Regions from separate parts of the Homo sapiens genome. Here region 1 is linked to region 2. The links are chromatin loops, found by intact Hi-C in ENCODE. Cell type or tissue: PC-3. All regions are shown on one strand. Each heading gives the region's core, and the rest is flanking DNA. Links, peaks and the distances in the headings are about the cores only. Region 1 has its middle 180 kb from the start of LINC02027. Region 2 holds the start of LOC105377177 (a long non-coding RNA gene).

Region 1 (12,741 bases), core at 1,497-9,496, 400 kb before region 2:
TTGAATTATAATACATCCAATCTCTGTTTCCCTCATGTACCTATTTTTAAGTGAGCATTTATCAAATTGAGAAGTTATATGGAGACTGTCTTTTTTTTCTAATTTCAGAGAGTGATTAAATAGACTAATAAATATTAGGATACAGCAAAAATAGTGTTTAATAAATTTAATTTATGCAATACAATTTATTACAATTTTATTTATAGGGTCACACAATCACAGCTAATTGTCAATTAAATTTAGAATCATTGTATACCCTACAGATACTCTACATTTATCATCTATTTGAATGCTAATTGCAAGTACTTTCATTTCTTGACAAAGGAAGCTTCTGAGGCTTATTCTTTTCTGCTTCCATGAAATTGTCTGTGCATTTATAATAATCATAATTCAGGGCCAGCTATTCTCCCAAAGAAAAGTCCTGAGGACTAAGGCCTTATATACAAGGCTAGTTACTCAGATAAACCAGAAAGTATAGTTATAGCTTCAGGAGGAATGAAAATATAGTTATGGCTTCAGGTGTAATGGAATATGTGCAGAATTGCAATAAAGCTAGTATACTTGGAGTGTACTGAGTGAAGAGATGAATGGAACTAGATAAATCTAGAGGTAGGCAGGGGCCAGATATATGACTTTTAAGCCTAGTAGAAATTAAGAAAAAAAAAATCTTACACCAATGACAATGTGGAACTATCAAACAATTTAAACAAGAGAATGCTTTCTGTATAAGGAACGGATTAGAGAAAAGTAACAGTGGAATCAAGAAAAATAGATAAGAGGCTAAAGAGATAATTGCTAGAGTTGCAGGGAGAAGGAGATGACTCAAAATATATTTTGGATTAGACTCAAGAGGATGTTTTAACAGGTGGGAGGAAAAAGCAAGGGAGAAGGAGATATCAAGGGGGACTCAGTTTTCTGTAGAATTTGGGTGGATGCAGGTGACAGTAAATGAGATAGGAAATATTAGAGATAAAGTGGATTTAAATGGTGGGCAGGGATCATGAATTAAACTTCGAAAATACATTTAAGATATCTGAAAGAGATTGATGGGATGTTGTTAAATTAGTTTAGAAAAGAGATCTGTATAGAACATTTACATTGAGAAGTTGGAAATGTGATGGTATTGCATGTCATCAGAGATAAGCGAATTTAGTAAGATGTACCGAGATGGTGATAAGAAGAGAGTCCAGGACTAATTTTTAAGTAACTCCAACATTTATAGTTTGGATAGTGCTGAACAAATCAGTGAAGTATATTTAAGAAACTCCCAAAGTCGAAATACACTAGGCAAATAAGAAGAAATTATAGAGTATAATTTCTACGAGTGCTCTGAAATTAAACCACTTAGGTACAAATAATGGGTTCCCCACTTACTGAATTCGGGTTTAAAGTGAAGTAGGTTACTTAATCCCTTTATTCAGCAGTTCCCCACTGGTATACAGTGACAATCACGTTGCCCATCACAGAAAATTATTGATAGTACTAGAAGGAGTATATTTTTGTAATTTTTGTTTTCCTAACAATCTTAATCATCTTAATGTATAGAACAGACTGGGCATATAATAATAGATGGTAAAGTTACTATTATATTAATAATTATTGAAACTTATATATTGGGGCTTATTTGTGACTTCAGCCAGAAAGAATATAGTGGAGTCGGGAGGCAGAATTAAGAATAAAAGTGCTTGAAGAGTCAATGAGAATGAGAATATTAAAGAGTGTATAATCAATTATTGGAAGAAAGTTATCTATTTAAGGAGCATAGGGAACTAGGAAAACAGCTAGAGAGAGATGTGGGGCAAGGAAATGTTATTAAATCATGGAATAAAGTAAAGGATGTTGTCATCTTGAAAGACATGTTTTAGTAGATGCAAAATGTGGGTAAATGGAATCAAGTCTTTGGAAAGACAGTGCGAGGGGTCCAAAGTGCTTATAGAGGGATGTCTTTTGATAGAAGATGAGATAGCTTTTCTTTGTGAGAACAAGAAAGTAAAAGTGAATGGTATCAGATGAAAGTAAATGGTCAGATTTGAGGACAGGAAAATAACATAATGACTATTTTGTTTGATTGCTTTTATCCTTGTGTTCACTGAACAATTTTTATTCAATGCCTATCATGTACCAGCACCACATTAGCTGCTCAGGATATAGGAACATAAAAAGTAATCCACTGGAAACATCCTCTTTAATTATTGACTGTGATGGTTAATACTGAGTGTAAACTTGATGGGATTGAAGGATACAAAATATACATCCAGGGTATGTCTGTGAAGATGCTGTCAAAGTAGATAAACGTTTGAGTCAGTGGGCTGGGAAAGGCAGACCCACCCTTAATCTGGGTGGACACCATCTAATCAGCTGCCAGTGTGGCTAGAATATAAGCAGGCAAAAAAATGTGAAAAGAGAGACTGACCTAGCTTCCCAGCTGACATCTTTCTCCTGTGCTAGATGCTTCCTGCCCTTGAACATCCAACTCCAAGTTCTTCAGTTTTAGAACTCGGACTGGTTCTCCATGTTCCTCAGCCTGCAGACGGCCTATTGTAGGACTTTGAGATCATGTGAGTTAATACTTAATAAACACACACATATATATATATCCAATTAATTTATATATATAGTATATATAAGAAATATATATATTCAATTAATTCTGTCCTTCCCGAGAACCCTAATACATTGACCTTATATTTTATTAGAAGGTAGGAAGACACATAGCCCTCCAAATAAATATGTAAAATATGTACTATTTTAGATGATAAGGTCTGTGGAAAGAAGTAAAATCAGGAATGGAGATAGAGAATTTTGGAGATTTACTTTTAAATAGGATGATAAGAGTAGGTCTCACAGAGAATGTGAGATTTGAGGGGGATGAAGAGTAATGCAAATATCTGGAGGATGGACATTCTAGAGCAAAGTAAGTATAAAATCTCTAATGTGAGAATATGTCTGAAGTATTCAACAGGGAGACAGGATGCTTCTGCAGTTCCAGCACAGAGAGTAGTTTTCACTCCAACAGACACACAGAGACATGAGAAGTTTATGAAGAGAGAGGAACAACATGATTTTGATTATATTTTACAGAAGGCCTCTGGCTGCCATATTAAAAATACACTGAAGTAGGCAAGGATTGAATCAAGAGACCGTTTAAAGAAGAACTAGAAAGGATTTTGGATTGGAGGTACTGATGAATTTAAAAAATTGAAATAATCCAAGCTTGCTCCAGCGTGACAGTAGTAAATTTAATAAAAATAGAATTCTGGATATGTTTTTAAAGTGTATGAAATGACATTATGGGTATGTTTTAATAGTAAAGTATATAGAATTTAGAAAATAATTGAATGAAGATAGTGAGAAAAAATAGGATTGAAGAGGACTGATATTTTAGGCTGAATTAACAAGCTTGGAAACTTCATTATTTAGATGAAGGATTTTGAAGACGCAGGTGGAGAGAGAATGTGAGGATTGTGGATTCTCGTGTTAAGTATAAAATACCAATTAGATATTTGGGTCAATATATAAAGTATCGAGTTATATATATTAGTCAAGAGCTTAAAGGAGAGTTTAGTCTGAAAAGTATAAATGTTATAATGCATTGTGTAGAAGGCATTTAGAGTCACGAGACTGGATGAGATCACTGAGAAATTGTGTGTAGATAGAACAAATTCAGGGACTGATATCTGGGGCATTTGAAGTTTTTGAGGTCAAGAAAATGAGTACCAAGCAACCAAAGTGAGTGAAAAGGAGCAGTGATTTCAAAAAAGGAAGAAAATTAGTTCAGTGTAGTGCCCTTGAAAACAAATACAAACGTGTTTTTAGAAGAAAGAAGTGAACCAATGATGTCAAACATTGCTGATAGGTCAAGTAAGATGCTGAGAACTCATCCTTGGATTTAATAAAGTGAATGTAACTGGTGAAAACCTGAATGGTTTGGGCTCAAGAGAGAATCAAACTGAAGAAATTAAAAACAGTTGTCTGAAGAGTTTATCTTTAAAAGGACAGGTAAATGGAAAGGGAAATGGAGTCACCGTATTTATGCTGATACAAATGCCCAGTTCACAGGGGGCAATTGATGATGTGGAGAGAGGGGAGAAAAGTCAGTGCACAAATTATTTTTGATGTGTGAGGCCAAGTTATCTTCTGAGATGGACAGAGAGGGAGGGAAGATTAAAGATTAAGAATCATCTCGATCTCATGACATATATGTTACAGATAATGGGAGAAAAATATTACCAGAGCAATCTGGCAAAACACTGTTGAAATCCTGGATCTGGTTAGAGATTGTGAAGCGTAATGATACCAGTATCATTGATTATGTGAGTCTTCTCCACTAATGTTTACCTTTTGCAGTAAGTCGTGAAGAAAACAGATTGTGGTGTTAATTCAAGAGTTATTTTTGGTAATTGGAAGGGAAAAGGGTGTTGGGAAGGTGAGAGTATGTGTTAGGTAATGATTGTACAGATTTATTATGGTGTTATAGCTAGACATGAACAGAGGTGAAGACAGTAATGAGATGATGGGTAGAGTAAAAATGAGAGGTTCACCGGAGTACACAAAATGGTAAAGTTAAAAATTTCTTGCAGCGGAGCTTGAGAAAGTGGAGAGAAAGGCCAGGTTTCCACTAGAGACTAGGATTGTTGAATTCATCATTCCCGAGGTGAAACAAGGGATGACAGCACAGCTCAAGAGGATGGCCATGAGACAAAGGGAAGGGAAAGGTGACTTGTGATAAAAAAACAAAACTCAAGGAATTTGATACCAAGACATTCTGGCATTTTTTCAGAACTGTCACAGAATCAAAGATGGGGAGAAAGATGATTATTTTGGTTCTAAAGTTTTCAGTTAAATGACAGGAAGTATGGTTTAACAGTATTATAGTTGTGAAGAAGAAACGAGGAGATGGCTTAACAACATAAATTAAATTTTCTTCTCTTTATAAAGATGGCTATTGCAGGCCAAACGAGACTCAAAGGCAGGAATGCTTGAAATTGAAACTTCATTTTGTGGCCAGTTGGTGGCGTTTTCTATACTGAATGTAGTTGGTGTTTCCCAGCAATGAGTACATACTTGAATCACCTAGAGCATTTTAAAAAGATGCCTAAACCAGTTCCTATCACCAAAAATCTTCATTTAATTGGTCTGAAGTGGGGCTTAAAGACAAGTGATTTTAACCTATAGCTAATGAGACAGCCACTTTGTACCTCGTTCTGCCATGCATTGCTGCATTTCCTCCTCCAGATACTTTGTGGTCACCCTGTTAGAAATGTCACCTGAGGGCCATAAGTACATTTGATTAGATGTCAGATAGGACTTAGTCAGGCTGTTTACTCCTCCTGCCTTGCCTTTCCAATCATTTCTTGTGTCTGAAATCTAAATCTACATCCTGGAAATTCTCTCTGCTTCCAATGGATTTCCAAAGTACTTTATAGACATTACCATAAAGTGCATTTTTTCTATGTTAAATAGCAGTTTTAATGTACACATAAATAGACTTAATGAAAATACGCACCGAGGATACTACATTTTATCTTTGAATCTCCTAAAACTCCTAACATAGTATTTTGCACTTAGAAAGTGCTTATTAAATATTTGCTGAATGAGAGTCTAATAAGTGGCATTTCCCTGTGTTAAAAGTAGTTGGCTTTTTGGATGAAATTTCATGTATTATTAAATTGTATCAAGACCTAACTTAGAGTAGCTATTTAATATATTTTCAGCTATTGTGAAACAAAATGGTAGTCAAGAAATGCTTGAATTACCTATTTTGCAACTGCAATAAATTTTGGAGATCCTTATTACATAGGTTTAGATTACAAAAAATATGCCTTTAGCTGACTAAGCCATATCTGCTTGAAGACTGTGAAAACTGATAAGCCTGAAAACCAGTCCTATCTATGAAATTATTTAACTTTTAAATTTTGGCTCAAGAATTGAAAGCTAGTTCATTCCAGGGTCCCGAGTTAAGCATCCTGAGATAATAGTTAAATACCGAGATGTCATAACTTTGGTCTTTGATGTAACGTGCTGGGATACCAGTTGCATAGGGCTTGTCTGGTAATATCAGCAATATAAAACTAATATTCTATTCCATTAAGAGCATCTCTTTTGTAAGTTTCTAATGCAATTTAAAAGAATAAATTATAAGGTTTATTTCTGATCAGAATTTTTTACATTTAATTTTACCTTGAGCCCAAATAGCTCTACATCTTTTATTTAGAGTGAAGGGCAATGCCACAGTGGCACTGTGAGAAAAGCAGTAGAGGTGAAACTAAATTCACTAGCTTTTTCTTTTTAATCCTGTTTTCAAAACTGCCTGAGGCCCTTCAGAAACACTGCTGTTTACAAGATTACCAAATTGGTGGAAAATATCGTAACTGCTATGGTGTCTCATGAACACATTCATAAAGAAAGGCAGAGCCAATTAAAAAAATAAATTCCTCATGTACTATAAGATAAATCACTGCAAGCCAACCAGTAAAAATAATAAAGCTGTCAAAACAGCATAATTTCTGTGCACAAACCAACGCATACCCAATATAATAATAGAATGAAGATCTCCTGAATAATTACCTAGTCAGAAATTAACTGTAGGGGAAAATACATTTATTTAGAGCTCAGTTAGTTCATGGAAACAAATGTCTTCTTGTAAGTTTGTAATATTTGACAAGGGGAAGATTACAGCTCAGCCATGGCCTCCAATAACTTAAAATATTTGAAGCTTTAGACCTTGCTCAGTTAAATGAGTTACCCAAATGTTCACCTTTCACAGATTGATAACCTGGCTATAGGCTAGGGCACTTGACTATCTGTAAACTGATGAATTATCAAGGCATTTAACTTGATAGATCAGGGTCTTTTGCTAAATAAATTCAAGCAAATAGGAGTCACTGAGCAAGCCGTTGGCTGGTCTAATGGGTATTTGTCAAATTCATCTCAGTCAGTAATAGGGAAGAGATGTGTTCCAATTCCATTTTGTTCATTGAGGGACAAAGTACATTCTTGAATTCTGAATGGTTGCAGAGCATTCACTTAGATAAATGAAATATAAGATCACCCGAAAGCAGAACATAGAGCTGCCTTGTAACCATGTGAGCTGTAAACATGGGCTCAAATAATATGTACCAATTTCTATTACAGGACATCACGTGTGGAGGCGCAGTAACAGGAGCATCCATGCAGATCCTTTGATTTGTGAAACCAAGGAACAGAGGTTCACCTGGTTGAGGAAGACAAGAAGTTAGGATTTGGGAGGAATCATTTTGTCTTGAAGCAAAGATTACAGAGACGCTTAGTGGAGGTTGTGCCTTAACTTCAAATCGACAGAAATATGTAGGAAGATTACAATTATTTAGAAGGGAGATTATGAGAATCAATCATGTCACAGGTATTATTTCTGGAACACAGGGAGCTTCAGATGGACCAGGAATGATGCAGTAATGCATGAGGAATACTCATAGAAACAACACGTTTATTTTGTTGGTTTATTTTCTGGAAATGAAACATAAATAGGAAAATAAGATGAGTAGAGGGCTTTACTGGGGGTAATTTAGTATGAACTAGGTAATCCAAGGTAGTTACCTTACTCTCATTTCCTATGATTAGAAAAAACGTGCAATGTTGTTTCTCGCTGCCGCTAAACCTTGCTTGTCTTCTATTCAGTGTGTCATTATCTCACTAGTATTTTCTCACTTTGCCTCTTTATATGATCAAGTGTTAAATATTCTTGTTAAATATGTTAATATTCCAGTGTTAAATATTTTCCCCACATGCCAGCAGCCAAAACTACAAAACTACCATTCTCCTGAAACTCATGCAATCCTAAATGTTACGGCTCTGGTTTCTGCCACAAATGTCTTTTTTTTTTTTTTTTTTTTTTTTTTAAGAAAAGCTAATCTATGATACTTAACCATCTTCTTGCTCACCTACACAATATTATAGTTGAAAGTGGGTTAAATGTATCTATTTCTGGCCAGTTTTGAATCAATGGCCCCATGCTAGAGATTTAAAACTCACTGATTATTTAATAAGGAAGATATTTGGAGTGACTAAGATATTTGGTCTTAGTATTACAAAAATTTGACCTGCTATCTACTCTGTCTACTTTTATGCCCTTTTAATATTAATTCAAACTATATAAAGAAGCCAGAGGGGGAACTGCTGACTCAGGAGAGACTTAGAATGCTGCTCAATGTATGTCATTTCCTCTGCTCAGCATCTCCTTCTAATCAGTTCCATGCTGGGATGGACATTATCATCTCTGAGACTGATAAAGGATAACCCACCTCCTGCTGTCTGCTTCCTCTTAATCTCCTTTTCCAGAATCAGAGAGCCTATGGAAAGCATAGTGAATGGCTTACAGGTGTCTGCAGACCAAACTGATCTCTAGAGAGAAACATCCTAATGGCTGAACCCATTCCATCATGTGCTCCTAACTGGCTCCAGTATGCCTGTTACAGTCTTTTTGCCTATTTTTTTCTCCTAACCTTTTGTGAGTAAATTTGTTTTTGTCAGATGATAGAATTCAGGACATGCTATCCCAAAAATGCAGCTCCTTGGCATTTGAAAAACAGCAGAAAGTCTCTCTAACCTTCCCTTCTCCCTCTCCCTTGAAGCAAGTCATAAAATCATTTTCTGACCTTCCTCTAAAGTAGGTTGTAGGCTTTAATTCTAGAGGTACTCTTTTTATAACACAGAGGAAAAGAACTTCCTTATTTTCTAGGACATAGAGATGCCAAAAAGAATCTGACAAACAGACCTTGCTTAGTTCCCACCAGTTTATTCCCATTACCATTAAATCATATCCTTTATCCTCCAATCATAACTTCCACAGTAACTATTCATAAAAATACATAGGTTTCGGCCGGGCGTGGTGGATCACGCCTGTAATTCCAGCACTTTGGGAGGCCGAGGCAGGCGGATCACGAGGTCAGGAGATCGAGACCATCCTGGCTAACACAGTGAAACGCCGTCTCTACTAAAAAATAGAAAAAATTACCTGGGTGTGGTGGCGGGCACCTGTAGTCCCAGCTACTTGGGAGGCTGAGGCAGGAGAATGGCATGAACCCGGGAGTCGGAGCTTGCATTGAGCCGAGATGGCATCACTGCACTCCAGCCTGGGCGACAGAGCGAGACTCCGTCTCAAAAAAAAAAAGTTTCACTGTTTCTTTGGGTCTTCTTTTCTGAAGGTGAAAGTACCTTTGCAAAATTATAATAGTAAGAAAATTATGACAGTGAAAGAGATCTGACCTAACTCACGCTGACCTTTAACCCCCAAATCTTGCCTTCAGCCTCCAAACTGCCCTTGTTCATTCCTGGGTGGAGCCCAAGCTAACTCTAGGAGGAATTTAGCTTACAGTTTAACTTTCAAACAAAGAAGATAACAGATCTTTCCTGAAACAAAACCCCTTCTTACCTAGGGACCAGACCACCACCCTTGTAAAACTAACAAATTAGCCACAAAATTTGAAATTATGATTTAGGAGTTACGCAGCCGGAGACTACAAGATTCCTGTCTCCCCAATTGCTCCTATGGATAGCATCACTACTGTAAAACCTAAGACTGGGGTTTGAGGTATTTTTCAGACCCTGCATTCTGATGGACCAGCTGGTGCCATCCAGCTAAATAATCTGGCTCAACTAGTTCTGTGATCACATCCAGGAACAGAAGACAGAAAGAAAAATCCACTTTGACCCTCACTATGATTTCACCTCTGACCTAAACAATCAGCATTACCACTCCCGAGTCCTCAAGCTGCCAAATTATCCTTAAAAAAAACTCAGTCTTAAAAGTTTCAGGGAGATCGATTTGAATAATAAAACTTCATCCTCCCATTTAGCCAGCTCTGCAGGCATTAAGCCCTTTCTCCATTGCAGTTCCCCTGTCTTGATAAATCAGCTCTACCTGGTCAGTAGGCAAGAAGAACCCGTTGGGCAGTTACAAAGGCTAACACGTTACATAAAACTTACATTAAAGAAATGTGTGTGCTTTTCTTTTATTAATCTGTCTTTGTAATAAGGGTCTCAAACATGAACCTAATGTTGGAAGAGAAAAAACAAAACAAAACAAAAAAACTCCTCTCCCTTACATGGGACATACAAAAAACAAAGATTGCAGCCACCACTTTTCAAGTCTAAAGATCACTAAATACGTTAGATCTCTACTTTACCTTTACCAACAGGTCCAGAAGGGCTGATGTTTGCTTGACAATCTTAGCACTCTGAAATGATTGTTCTTCGGTATTCCTTCTGGCTAACGGCTGGACATATTTTAACTCTATGCTTATATTGATGGTTACTTAAACTTAGTTGGTTTATTTTGTCACATAACTTATAGAATATTTTTAGTTGTTTCTCATTACTATAACTGCTGCTACCTAATTATCCATTCAGCAAATATTTATTGACTGCTTTCTCCCAAGAACCATGCTATGTATATATCCTGGGCTTAAAATGGTAAGCATATGAAGGCCCTGCCCTCTTTAAGTTTTCAATAATCAAGTTTTATAGTTTGACATGTAAATTTTACAAAATAATATGTGGAATAAGGAAAGGTACATATTGATAAGTATGCATGAATTAGCAGATGTTATGTATGGCACCTGGAGACTAGGAATGGCTTCAAGAAGAAAATGATAATTGAGCTGAACTCTGAATGGATAGTAAGAATTAAATAAGTGGAGAAGAAAAGAATGCACAAATGCTCTTCTGCAGAAGGAAGCATGAGTTATTTTAGAATTGATCAAAAGCAAGGACGGAGCAAAAAATGAAGAAATTGATAGAAATAAGGCCGTGAAGAAATCAGCCATGGGAAGATTAATAAGCCATGTTAGGAATTTAAGGCTTTGCCCTGAATCATAGTAAATCAATGAAGCTTTTTTTGTTTTTATTTTTATTTATTTATTTATTTTTATTTTTATTTATTTATTTTTGTGACAGATGGAGTCTCTCTCTGTCGCCCAGGCTGGAGTGCAGTGGCGCGATCTCGGCTCACTGTAAGCTCCACCTCCCAGTTCCCGCCATTCTCCTGCCTCAGCCTCCCAAGTACCTGGGACTACAGGTGCCCACCACTACGCCCAGCTAATTTTGTTTTTGTATTTTTAGTAGAGACGGGCTTTCACCGTGTTAGCCAAGATGGTCTCGATCTCTGGACCTCGTGATCCACCCGCCTCGGCCTCCCAAAGTGCTAGGATTACAGGCGTGAGTCACCACGCCGGGCCAAATCAACGAAGCATTTTATGCTGAATTTTGAGAACATAATCAGAAGATGATTCTGGCTATAGCATGGAGAATAGGGAAAAGAAAAGATTCAGGGTGCCCACATAGCACGCTATTGCAGTCATGAAGATTAGAGATAAAAGTAGATTAGAATAGGTTAGTGGGCATATAATTTATTAGCAAGGAAAAAAACAGATTCAAGAAACATGTAAAAAGCTATATCGATACACTGTGGATAGATTGGTTAGGGATGTGAAGGGTGTGGTGGGGGGAAATCTGTGTCGAGGATATCACCTATTTTTCTGAGTTATAATGTCATTTTCTGGGATGGGGAGCCTTGGAATGTTCAAGGGTTTTAAATAATGAATTCTGTTTTGGACATGTTGAGTTGGAGATACTATTGAAAAATTTAAGTTAAGATAAAAAGGAAAATGTTGGATATGTAGGTTGCGAGTTTAGAAAGGAGGTCTAGGCCAGGGAAAATCAAGTGTGAGCTGGCCACTTACATGTGGTAACTAAAGCTGCTCTCATTTATATTAGTGATTTATTAATATGGACTCATTTAATCCTTGTGACAATCCTATAAGAACTATTATAATTTTAAATTAAAATTTTTAAATAAAACTGAGACAAAAATAGGCTGAGTTTTTGCCATGATGGCAAAACTGATGTCAGGGCTAAATTTTGAACCAAGGAAGACTGGAAAAGGGATTAATATTCTCAATCACCATGTTATGCCACTTCTCATGAATGAGGTTTCTTACAAACAAAATGTAGATTGAATTAGGAACCTTTGATTAAACTTTTAGAAACCCTAGCATTTAAAGGCAAGAAGGTGCACTCAGAAATACAACTAAAAAGGGGAATCCAGAAAGGTAGGAAGAAAACTGGATGTGATGTCTTGAAAATTAAGGCAGAGTGTTATAAGAAGTAGAGATTGTCAAGTACTCCTTAAAGAGCAAGTAAGATAATATCTAAGGGAAAACCCAAACTTTGGGTTTAGAGACCTGTAGTTTATTGATGACTTTAATGAGGCTTTTCCTTAAATACTGGGGGCTGAGGACAGTTTGGAGGGAATTGAGAAGTCAACGGAAAGTGTGGAGGAAGAAAAGAGACAACTCTTTGCAAAACTTTGACTTGGACAACAAGAAAAGGAGGTTTATAACTGGAGTGGATGAGGAGTTATTTGTTTTGTTTTGCTTTAGTAGTAGAGATAAAAGTGTGTATAAAAGAATAAGGATGCAGTTGATAGGGAGAGGTTAACCTCCGGCACATCAATGTGCATAGTTAACACAGCTGATAGGATGTTGCATTCTCCTGAATTTTATTTTGCATCATTCACCATTCCATCTATTTTTTTTTCTGGCTTTTTCTCAACTTCCTGGCTTTTTAAAGTTAGAGCGTCCCAGAGATTAAGCCATGCACAGTTCTCTGTCTACATGTGACCCCTTAAAGGTCTCATACAACTTTTCTAACACATCCATAACTGAATTCTTAATATTTTCCACACATGCTCCACCCACATTCTTC
Region 2 (12,741 bases), core at 3,131-11,130:
CTACAAACCAACAGAAAAAACTAACTGTACAAAAAACCTGGCTAAATATAAAGAAAATATTACATTTTTCTGTAATATTTGAATATGTTAATGTTACCCCATTTGTTTAATGCTTTGGCAAATTTTATAAAAATAAATGTGCAAATTGGGCAGAAATGGGTATTCTAAAACAGTGTTGTGAAATGTTAAATTACATGAACTTTTGAGAATGTAAATTAGCATATGCTATCAAAGTATCAAATATGCATATTATTTGACCCAGCAATTTACTCCCAGGAATTAAGAGCTCAGGAATATATGCATTTATATCCAAATATATACTTAAAAATATCCTTTGCAATGCTGTTTTTACTAAGGCAAAAAGAGGAAGGGAAAGGTTTATACATAGAATGAGATATGAGGTAGACCTTTGAGGAATTGCGTGGAATTATTCTGTCGTTTCCAGGTGTGGTGGCTCACGCCTGTAATCCCAGCACTTTGGGAGGCCAAGGTGGGTGAACCACCTGAGGTCAGGAGTTCGAGATCAGCCTGACCAACATGGTGAAACCCCGTCTCTACTAAAAATACAAAAATTAGCCATGCGTTGTCGCATACGACTGTAGTCCCAGCTACTCGGGAGGCTGAGACAGGAGAATTGCTTGAACCCGGGAAGCGGAGGTGGCAGTGAGCCGAAATTGTGCTACTGCACTCCAGCCTGGGCAACAGAGCGAGATTCTGTCTCAAAAAAAAAAAGATATTATTTTGTGAGAAAATAATTACATAACAATATATCTACTATGACTTATCTACTATGATTTCTGTTAAGAAGGAACTATGTGAATATAAAATGTTAGAGAAAAGTTAGGAAGTTATATTAAAAACATTTAACAGTGTTTACCTGAGAGAAGTGAAGGAAAGTAGAGGATATGGAATATTGAAATAGAAGTCATAAATTTGTACTCTATATTTTTAGGGTGATTTTTTGTCTTTCTGAAAACATAAAAGAAATATTAAAAATTTAAGTTATTAAAAATGTAAGTTAGAAAAAAGTAAAAATAGGAGGGAATATTCTCCTCCTTATTCCTAAATAGGAAGATCATTACTTCCTAGACTCATTAAAGTGATAGTTAACATATTGATTTCATGACAGCATTAGAATGAAAATATTGAAACTTATTAGAAGCCGGCAAATTGTAATTCATGTGGGATTTATTAAACATATTTAAAGCTGAACAATTCCAAATATAGAAGTCATCAATCTGAAGAGTAAGACTGTAGATCATTTGTTTAAGAATATCAGTCATGGTATTACATAGACAATCTAAGCAGCATTTGGAAATTTCATTCCTGAAAGTTCTATGGGTAGCTCTGGACTAAAGAGTCATTATAAAAATAGTCTTTTTGGTAATCCTGTCACTTGATTGACTGTAAAATTAATAGCACAATGGTGGATATATCTTCTTAAATGCCACCTGTTTTTATGGTTTTCAAGAAAGAGGTTAGAAAATAGAAATCCAGTACAATTTTCTGGTTTGTTTTGTACAACACTACTATGAAATTTCTCTACAATGTGGAAGTTACATTAAAACATTGCAGGTATTTTTTTCTCACATTAAATATTCAAATTTACTGTGGATTCCCTCACAGTTTTCAAATATTATTTTTTTGACATCATTTTTCATAATGTGCTCCTGATCATAAAATCTTGGTACTCCTATTAATGTCTCAGGAAGCTGCTAAATTGTGCCTCTAATTTATGCTTTCTGGAAAACAAAGTATCTTATATTATACTCATGGGATTTAATGTCTATATTTCAAGATTATACTGGTTTTTATGAATCATGTTTTATATAATGAATAGTTCATATATGGTTACTCTTCATTAAAGTTCATAATTTAAATTTATTTTTCAAAGATGTGAAACATCTGTGATTTAAAATACAATGATTTTTCTTGTGGCTTTATGCCTTGATTTCAAGATTCATAGATTTTATGGCTCTATTTCCTCTGAGTGTCTGTATAATAGCTCCGTCTGTATTAAGATGTATTTAAAAGAGGATATACTCACAAAAACAGGATGAGTAAATTTTTTCTTTCTTTTTTTTTTTTTTTTTTTTTTTTTGAGACTGAGTCCAGCTCTGTCGCCAGGCTGGAGTGCAGTGGCACGATCTTGGCTCACTGCAACCTCTGCCTCCCAGGTTCAAGCGATTCTCCTGCCTCAGCCTCCCAAGTGGCTGGCACTACAGGTGCGCACCACCACGACCAGCTAATTTTTATATTTTTAGTACAGACGGGTTACTGTTGGCCAGGATAGTCTTGATCTCTTGACCTCATGATCTGCCCACCTCGGCCCCCCAAAGTGCTGGGATTACAGGTGTGAGCCATCGTGCCCGGACAGAATGAGTAAATTTTTTAACCCATCCTTTTCATTTTGACAATATATCTTCTCTGAAAATTCTTTGGAAGATTACACAATTGCTTTTGTGTTTTGAAGGAAATATTTGAACTATGGAATATGTATAATTTTTTCTTATAGTTTGTGACACACTATGTGTTAATTTTTGGGCAAATATTATTTCTCAAGATCAATACTGAGTCTTTCTGAGACAGAAATGCAGAGACTTTTACCAAGCTGTGTAAGTTATCAATTATTCACACCTCATTATTCCACTGGTATTCTTCTAACATAGAACATTTAACACTAATTCTCAGAGACTATTTCTTATAAGACTCTCTGTAAAATATCAATTTAATCCCTTCTAATAAATTTTATATTTCCAGATTACAATTGAATATGTTTTTTGTTTGTTTGTTTGTTTGTTTTGAGGCTGGAGTGCAGTGGCACCATCTTGGCTCACTGCAACCTCCGCCTCCAGGGCTCAAGCAATTGTCCTGCCTCAGGCTCCCAAGTAGCTGGGATTATAGGCGTGTGCCACCACACCCGGCTAATTTTTGTATTTTTAGTAGAGACGGGGTTTCACCATGTTGGCCAGGCTGGTCTCGAACTCCTGACCTCAGGTAATCCACCCACCTCAGCCTCCAAAAGTACTGGGATTACAGACGTGAGCCATCATGCCTGGCCTGAATAATATGTGGTTTTTTTTATACTACTTTTAAAATATGACTTATAATTATGCCTGGAATATAATTCATATAAAGATAATTTTGACTTTCTTGGTCCCTGGTTTATATGAATGGAGAGATTCATTTAAATAAAGTAAGTTGATATTGCTTTCAAATCTGTAATCTTGAGGAAGTAACTTTCTCTATGTGAACCACATCATCTATAAATGAATGAAATGAGCTAGGGAACATATACAGTTGGACCAGATTTGGTTACCCTATGAATACTAATAGCAGTTAAAATATTATTCAAGAATTTCATTTCCACCTAAATAACAATATGGCTAAGTAACAAAAGAGTTACAGTGATCAATGTCTAAAATATTTTTATTTTATAACATTTTATGTTGTCTTAATTTCTATTGTAATTGTATAATGTGCTGTATTAGGCAGGGTTCTCCTGAAAAACAGAAGCAATGTAATATAATCAAATATGCAGGTATTTGATTATCACTTGAAAACCACTCTTTAGTGAACAGGCAACCTACAGAATGGGAGAAAATTTTTGCAATCTACTCATCTGACAAAGGGCTAATATCCAGAATCTACAATGAACTCAAACAAATCTACAAGAAAAAAACAAACAGCCCCATCAAAAAGTGGGCAAAAGGATATGAACAGACACTTCTCAAAAGAAGACATTTATGCAGCCAAAAGACACATGAAAAAATGCTCATCATCACTGGCCATCAGAGAAATGCAAATCAAAATCACAATGAGATACCATCTCACACCAGTTAGAATGGCAATCATTAAAAAGTCAAGAAACAACAGGTGCTGGAGAGGATGTGGAGAAATAGGAACACTTTTACACTGTTGGTGGGACTGTAAACTAGTTCAACCATTGTGGAAGTTGGTGTGGTGATTCCTCAGGGATCTTGAACTAGAAATACCATTTGACCCAGCCATCCCATTACTGGGTATATACCCAAAGGATTATAAATCATGCTGCTATAAAGACACATGCACACGTATGTTTATTGTGGCACTATTCACAATAGCAAAGACTTGGAACCAACCCAAATGCCCATCAATGATAGACTGGATTAAGAAAATGTGGCACATATACACCATGGAATACTATGCAGCCATAAAAAATGATGAGTTCATGTCCTTTGTAGGGACATGGATGAAGCTGGAAACCATCATTCTCAGCAAACTATCGCTTAAGGACAAAAAACCGAACAGGACATGTTCTCACTCATAGGTGGGAATTGAACAATGAGAACACATGGAACAGGAAGGGGAACAACACACATGGGGGCCTGTTGTGGGGTGGGCGGAGAGGGGAGGGATAGCATTAGGAGATTACCTAATGTTAAATGATGAGTTGATGGGTGCAGCACACCAACATGACACATGTATACATATGTAACTAACTTGCACGTTGTGCACATGTACCCTAAAACTTAAAGTATGATAATAATAAAAAAAAGAAAACCACTCTTCAAATATTCAAGTATTGACAAATGACAGAAATAATCTGAGCTTTGGTTAGAAATATGTATATGCTTAGGCATGTATATATTTATTTAGTAAATTAATTGAAAGTTCATAGTATATAAAACTGAGAGAGTGGCAAAAATACAGAAAGAGTCTGAAAAGTGTGAAATATCGAAAAAATGTGAAATAAATCCTAGATTCAAGGATGAAAGTTTTATGGGAAAACGTAACTCTTTGATAATGTGTTTACACATAAAACATTGATTTAAAATGAAAGAAAAATCTGGAGGCTTAATCAAATGGAAATACTCTATGCAAATAATCAGCAGCCTATAACTGAAATGTAAGAATAAAACACAAAATGAAGTTTAATACTGAGCATTATATCCCTTTGCCTAATGCACATACAAATTTTTCACGTTTAAAATAAGGCTTTTAAAAATTTATTTATGTATTTATTTTTTTGAGACAGAGTCTCGCTCTGTTGCCCAGGCTGGAGTACAGTGGCGTGATCTCGGCTCACTGCAAACTCTGCCTCCTAGGTTCAAGCAATTCCCTGCCTCAGCCTCCTGAGTAGCTGGGACTACAGGCACCCACCACCACGCCCAGCTAATTTTTGTATTTTTAGTAAAGACAGGGTTTCACCATCTTGGCCAGGCTGGTCTTGTACTCCTGACCTCATGATCCACCCACCTCAGCCTCCCAAAGTGCTGGGATTACAGGCGTGAGCCACCGCACCCGGCCTAAAATAAGGCTTTTAAAATGTATTTAATCACTTTAATAATCATTACTGGGTCATAGGGACAGATACGATGACTAATTCCTACTGAATTTTCAAAGAGTTTTTTGTAGTTATTGGTAGCAACATGTTGTTGCCCTCTCAATAATTATTCATTCTATTATTAAGGAACATATCTATACACATATGAGGGTATACTGTATTTACACATACATATATGGACATATCTATATAATTTCATAAAAACTTAGTGATGCTTATCAAGCTGAGTAAGAAACATTTGTCAAATTCTAGGTATAATCCATTTTAATATTATACTTTAGGTAACATAAATAAGAAGTTGTTTTATGTTAATTTGGCAAAGAGACAACAGAAGATAGAAAATAAAGCTTAAACAAAACAGTTTACTTTGTGACAAGGTAGTTATAGAAACACTACTATCTATGCCAATTCATATTCTATTCAATCTAAGATTGGTATAGCTAAAGGGATTATATGTATTTATAAATGGAGGTAAGGAATGTGAAGAAGCATTTATTGGGCACTGAAACATACTAAGTGCTTTACTTATTTATTTTAATTTTAACTTCAGTTCAACACAAATGACTGAAATTGTATTCATTTTAGAGTTCAGGAAAACTGGTCTCAGATCCATTAACTACACTACCAAAGGCCACGTAACTACTTAAAAATTGTAGAAGGTAGTGAGTGAACACAGATCTCTCTCTCTAATTCGTAATGTGATTCTCAGTGTGGTATGGTTCTGAAGCTGATATTGAATTTAGATAGGTTTTTAAATAAATCTCAGACAATTACTCAAAACTAGGAAAAATATTTAGAGAATCTCTGGAGACAGCCAGCCTTAACTTTAGACACATTGGAGCAAATTGCTTGAAATTGAAAACAAAAATTGAATGAGGGAGAGTATAAACATCAGTTGCTTTCTAGCCTCATCAAAGGTGATCCCTCATTTGTGATCTCTATATTAATAATACCTGAAATCGGCAGCAACACTGTTTTCAAATGTTCACTTCTGGACACAGGATTGGATCTCACTTCTCAACTATCTTGAAGTCAGGGGCAGCAGAGTGACTTCCTGGAGCCAGTGAAATGTGACTTAATATGGCACGTATCATTTTTAAGTGAAACGTAAGAACTAGTGAGCATTTCCTCATGCTGGGCACCCACACCCCTCCCCACCGGAAGTCTGATGGGTGGAGCTGTATGCTATGAGATACACCAGATGTCCTGTGGCTACAAGAAACTTTCCAGGCTGCAGCCACTGTGGACTCCAGAGCACGGCGGTTCATACTGGGTAATAGCTTCTTGCGATATGCCATTACTTTCTGCAGGAACAAATATCAATGCACTAAAATCCTCCAGCCTGCTAAAAATGGACTGTGTCCAATGACAAACAGAAGAGAATACTTTGCACTGCTTTAATAGAGACTGTAATATTGTTATTTTATAGAGTTTTAAACAAAACAAATTTTTGTTTTCTAATACTCACAGTACTGACTCGGGATGAGAGAAGGAAAGCGCTGGGTAGAGAAGGGCAGGTCCCTGGCTAGGGCTTCACCTCAGGTCCTGTGCACACGCATATAGGGGAGGACAAGCGCTCCTGTTTTCATGCCCAAGTTTGCATTTTCCAAGACCACCTGGCCTGCCACGTCCCCTATCCTGTGCCTGTAAAAACCCCAAGACAGGCAGGCAGGCACAGAAGTGGCTGGACGTCGAGAGGAACACATTGGCGGAAGAACACACAAGCAGTTGCACACATTGGCGGAAGAACACACAAGCAGCTGTGCCACACAAGCAGCTGTGCAGACGCACGTTAAGAGGAGCGCACGTTGAGAGGAGCGCACGTACGTTGAGAGGAGCGCACGTACGTTGAGAGGAGCGCACGTACGTTGAGAGGAGCGCACGTACGTTGAGAGGAGCGCACGTACGTTGAGAGGAGCGCACGTACGTTGAGAGGAGCGCACGTACGTTGAGAGGAGCGCACGTACGTTGAGAGGAGCGCACGTACGTTGAGAGGAGCGCACGTACGTTGAGAGGAGCGCACGTACGTTGAGAGGAGCGCACGTACGTTGAGAGGAGCGCACCGGAGAAAGAACACACGAGCTGCGGGACAGTGAGAGGAACACACTGGTAGAAGAGCACACAGGCAGCTGGATGTCGAGAGGAGCGGAAGAGCACAGCGACAGGCACTGGTGTCGACCAGCGGAACGACGTGGAGTTTGGCCTGGGAGGTCAGAGAAGAATTTGGCTGCTGGGCAGCCCCACTATAGGGGAAAACCACCTTCCCACTCCATTCCCCTTCTGATCTCCCCATCCACCTCGCTGAGAGCTACCACAACTCAATAAAAAACCTAGCACTCGATCTCCAAGCCCACATGTGATCCAATTTTTCCCGTGCACTAAAGCAAGAACCTGGGATACAGAAAGCCGTCTGTCCTTGTGATAAGGCAGAGGGTCTAATTGAGCTGATTAACACAAGCCACCTGCGGACAGCTAAGCTGAAAAAGCATCCTGTAACACACGCCCACTGGGGCCTCAGGAGGTGTAAACATTCACCCCGAGAGGCTGCATGGGTCCGCGCCCATGGTCCCCATGACTTGCCTGTTTGCCTGCTCTGGCTAAGGGTCTTGACCAGTGGGGCACTGAAGAAGCGAGCCACACCTCCATCGTACGCCCTGCGAGGAGGGTAAGAGAACTTTTTCTGTTTTACCACCAAGACCAGTAGCTTTACTTCGTTGAATTCAAATATGAACCAAATTGTGTTTCGTTTGGGGAATAGCTAAGGATTGGGTATTGTCACTTCCTTCTTCTAGAATGGATTTGTTGTTGTTGTTGAGACACTTATACCTCCCTGTATATAAATTGTTTTTAATCTTGTCTTACCAGTTCATCAGACATTATCATATAACTTTGAATCCCAATAATTAACATGGCCTATATATTTCTCAGGAGCTACCTAATTTCCCATGTAAATAAGTTGTTGCTAGGTCTGTTCTACCAGATATTCAGAAATTTACAGAAAAGTGAAAACATTTGCATTAGATTCACACCACATACATGTTTCTATTATGGCTGACACTCATTTTTTTCCAGACCTGTATTATCTTCAGTGGGTACTGTTTCACCAGCTCCGTATCTAGTTTTCTTGTTGCTAACCTCTCTATTCTGTTATTTGCTGTTTATCATCCACAGGATAAAAACCAACTATCACAATATTTAAATTATTTTTCAGCCTTTCTTCCCACAGCACCCCAAAACCAATTATCTGTTTCTTAAAAATTATAAGTCCTATGACATGGCTGGCAAAACAGATTCTTTCTCCTATTCTCAGTGTGAACCTCAATGTTTTATGTGCTGTTCTCCTACATATCCTCCAATCTCTAATTTCAAATATAACTTTCTCTTTAAAAATCCTTAGTGCTCCCAGGCAGCATTAATCACTTCTTATTCTGTGCTTCATTACATTCACCATACATAATATGATTATTATTATTTGTTTGAATGGCTGTGTCAGTGAATAAAATCTGAGCTAATTATTGACATGAACCCTGTCTTTTTTATTATTGTAGTCCGGATCTTATTGTGAGTGCATCATAAGTACATACTATATTTCTGTTTAATAAATGCTAAGGATTTTCTAATTAGGATACCTGCTATAAAATATTTTATTTCTGTTTCTTATCTCCAGGACCTGCCTTAAGTAAAGATAACTAGTATTAAAAGATTGTATACAGCCTCATGCCTCTTATCGAACCAAATTTTTTCTTCATAAATGATCTTTCCTTTCCACCTCCACCCCTTCCTTCATAAGGCACTTAAGAATTTTCTATACAGTATTCTTTCCTTAACATAGGCTACTGCTGTTTAGAAGGGATGAGATAAACTTAGGTGGAGATGGGTAAAAGTAAATGATAAAGTGCATTGTTTCTTCCATTAATATTTACTTAAATATATAATTTTCAGGTAATAGAAGAAAACTATGCTGACAGAATATAGGACATGACTGAGCTGTTTGATGGTTGCTTTTGTTAAGAAAAAGTGAGCCTTACTCAAAGCTCCTGAAATTACATCCTGTAGAGTAATCTATCATTAGTTTGCTCCTATTCCAAAATGTTTAAACCATTTCTGTATTGCCTTTACTAATTGTTTGAGTATTACCATAGATTTTTTTCTTTGATCTTATTTGGCTGAATATGAGAAATGACCCCAAAAGCAAAATATAGGAAAAGGATGCCAAGAACAATTATTATTTGTAGAGAGTACTTTTTGGGGGACTATTCCTATATACCTCCAACAATGGAGATCACCCAGAGTTGACTGCATGACTAAATATTCTCTTGGGTTGAGTTTAGTGATATGCAATGAGGTCTAGAGCTTGAAATAAATTATATTTGAAACAACAGGCAGAAAAATTAGGTGTGTTAGAGAATATATACAGTTAGAGAGAGTTTGATATAGAGAAAGCAAGTGATATTTTAATGAGTTAAGTTTATGAATTTATCTTTCTGCCCAAAGACAGTACATATGATTTTAATTTGTATTTTTTTGTCCCAATGTCACGTCTGCAACTACACGCAGCTAAAAAACACTGCCTTTCCAGCTAGGTTTCATTGTTACAGGCAATGAAATGAAAGGCTTTCCAGAACAGCCTGTTAGTGCCCTCTGTTGATGTTTTTAAATTTTCAGATCACTTCAGGAAAAGAAACCAGCATGATTTTTTTAATGCTTCTGAAATAATTTTCTTCAGAGGTAATGGGAATGAAGTTTTACTATTTTCATGACGAACTTTTTCACCCCTTAAAATGTGGATATGTGCAAAGGTGTTACTATCACACCGACTTTCCCTTCATCAGCTGTAGTTTTCCTTGGCTGGATGGACTTTATAAAAATAAAAAAGACACATGAAGTTAACAAAACTGCAAACTCAATATGAAATTTCACAGATTAGTGCACAAACCATAGGCTGTTGAATAAATATCTGGGTAAATTCTAGTCAGTGTTTGCAGCCTGCAGAATAATCAAATGCTACCTACATTTTTCAAAGTGATTCTTTGAAATTATTTTATCATATGTGGAAAGAAGTTATGCCTGTACACTTTATTCTGATACCACATTGATCATTACTCATTTTGGCTTTTTATTTTCTCCTGGTTGCATGCTTTGAAAAATCTGGGTCTGAAATATTTATTTAGTATTTCACTGATTGTTTTAAATAGGTGTGCCTATTTAGTCTACAATTAGATACGTAAATAAAGTTGAATCAGTTTTCTAAGGATACACCTTGCAGATAAAAGGCCTGTTGATTTTCATATAATGAACTAATACAGTCTGTGCAAAATTACTTATTTGATACGCATTTTACTCTTTACCTCCCCCAATCTTTTTTTTTCTTTTTAAATTTCTCTACTGTTTTATCCCAGTTGGCAGCTCTTAAACATTTTAATGAAAATTTGGAGATAATGCAATTTAGCTGTATTAAGAACTTTGCCTTTATTTAGGTGATAAACATTCTTTCTCATAATGCGGTTAGACAAATTGAGATGGTGAGCAGGAGTAAGGACAGAATAGGTACATTTCTAATGTCTAATGAGTTATCTCTTTTTAGTCCTTCTTTATTATATTGGAAGTGCCTATTCAGAGCACTAGAAATATTCATTTTAAATATGCCAAAACAAAAACCACAACTAAGAGCCAAATACAAATTATCTGAGGTTTTTCTTTTTGTTTATGTATGAGATTACAAAGCTAGCACTTTCACTATATTTACTGGTGTAAGAATCTAAAATTTTAACTCTGATTTTACAGATTATTTTATAAATAGCTATGCATCTAGTCATTTATTTGGTCAAAATATCTGTAGGTTCTACTCTGTATTTTACTCAGATTCCTTAATTATTTTTACTCTCAAAATAGTTATTTTTTAACAGTACTAGCTGCTAATTTGACTGCAAATTCTATGTATATAACTCTAGGTATGTTTTTACCAAACTAATTTGTCCAGTACCCCAACCTTTATATTTTATTTATAATTTATTAATTTATAATAAAGTAATATAATTTATTATAAATTACTAATTTATAATTAAATTAATAATTAATAATTTTATTTATTTATACATCTGTCTCTGGGAGAAATAATTCTGATGTAGAAAAAGAAGTATGGAGATATATATATGTATATGAAATATATATTTGCTTTTATTGCTCTTAATGAATTTTAAATGCTTTTAAAATTATGTCCAAAACTCAGTAGCATCTGATGTAGTAATTTTTAGCCAAGTACTATTGGAAACTGTAAATGGAAAGCAAAATTTTGTCTCCTTGAAGGCTCTAGTGTTTTTATGAAGTTCACTACGCATGAACTTCATAATTCCAAATAAAAAAATCTTTAAATGAGTAAGAGCACTTGGAACATAGTACAATTTTAGATGGAATGGTGAGGTATTTAGAAGCTTTATCATAGTGATTCAGTAAAACTACTACTACTACTGCTACTACTGCAACATACAAACACACACACATGCATACTCACAAAGAGAGATCTTAATCTAATCCACCTAAGTCTTTTCAACTTCAGCCTCTCACTTTCACAATGGTGAAAGAAAAAGGAGAGATGAGAAAATTAGATGAAAATTAAATCTTTCTTATGTTGCATGTTAGGTAATCATTCAAAAATATCCTAAATTATAACTGTATAAATTAAAATATACTGTAGATACAGGAAAAGATAGTAAGATAAGTGCAACAGTGTATTAATGCCAGAAACTATATATATTCTTATATAGTTGAGACCACAAATAGAGTTGAAATTTCAAATGAATCAGGAAAGAATAATAAAATGTATTTGAGTGAGAAACAAAACAGTATTGAATATGATGTTTTTGAATGCAGATGAAATCAGCTCCTGATTTTAACCAATGAATCAAATTAAGTTTTCAAAGCATTAGCACTTTATTATAACATATGAAACAGTAAAATTGCTTAAAGATTTATGGATAATTACTTACATAATTCTGAAATAAAGGCTTTTGTAAGTATGATTCCATATGTAAGCCCCATGAAAAATAATGTGGCATATTTGATTATATGAATTTCAAAACTTTTGTACAGCAGAAAAGAGAGAGAAACATACGGTTAAAATAGTTTTAAATATATATGATAGGCGAATTACTGATATATTTCTTAAAAAAAGATTTAATGAATAAAATATATAAAATTAACACTCTAAAACTGAGCAAAATTGCACAATAAATAACAGGGTGAAATATATGATCTTACTAGTATTTGAAAATTAAAATAAAAGCAATGCTTAATTGTTTTGCCATTGAAAAACAAAAAAACTAATGTTTTCTCTTACCAGTTGTATGGAGAAATGAACGTTCTCATATATTTTTGTTTGGAATTGAAATCTGTACGTAGAAAATCAGTGATGATGA

Evidence for each region. Peaks named below come from ENCODE experiments on the same cell type or tissue, not always from the same donor. Only the 100,000 strongest peaks of a DNase experiment are listed, where the experiment ranks them.
Region 1: a loop joins it to region 2, with 10 times the contacts of the local background. A loop is called at or near these places in 3 of 110 quality-filtered maps.

The regions. Positions count from the first base shown.
Region 1 is chr3:81,165,995-81,178,735 of GRCh38, reverse strand. No RefSeq gene overlaps it. Among named protein-coding and RNA genes, the nearest start is that of LINC02027, 180 kb to the right of the region's middle. In PC-3, for the core only: CTCF peaks have their summits at 4,793 and 5,000 (motif pointing right); a DNase peak (open chromatin) is centred at 5,025.
Region 2 is chr3:80,765,009-80,777,749 of GRCh38, reverse strand. It overlaps LINC02050 (long intergenic non-protein coding RNA 2050), which reads right to left. Exons shown (of 3, transcript NR_147144.1): 1 at 12,663-12,741. It overlaps LOC105377177 (a long non-coding RNA gene), which reads left to right and starts at 7,402. Exons shown (of 4, transcript XR_940994.3): 1 at 7,402-7,991. RefSeq lists an enhancer at 6,660-7,212. In PC-3, for the core only: a CTCF peak has its summit at 9,953 (motif pointing left); DNase peaks (open chromatin) are centred at 6,459, 7,098 and 7,431; H3K4me3 peaks cover 5,648 bases; H3K27ac peaks cover 1,465 bases.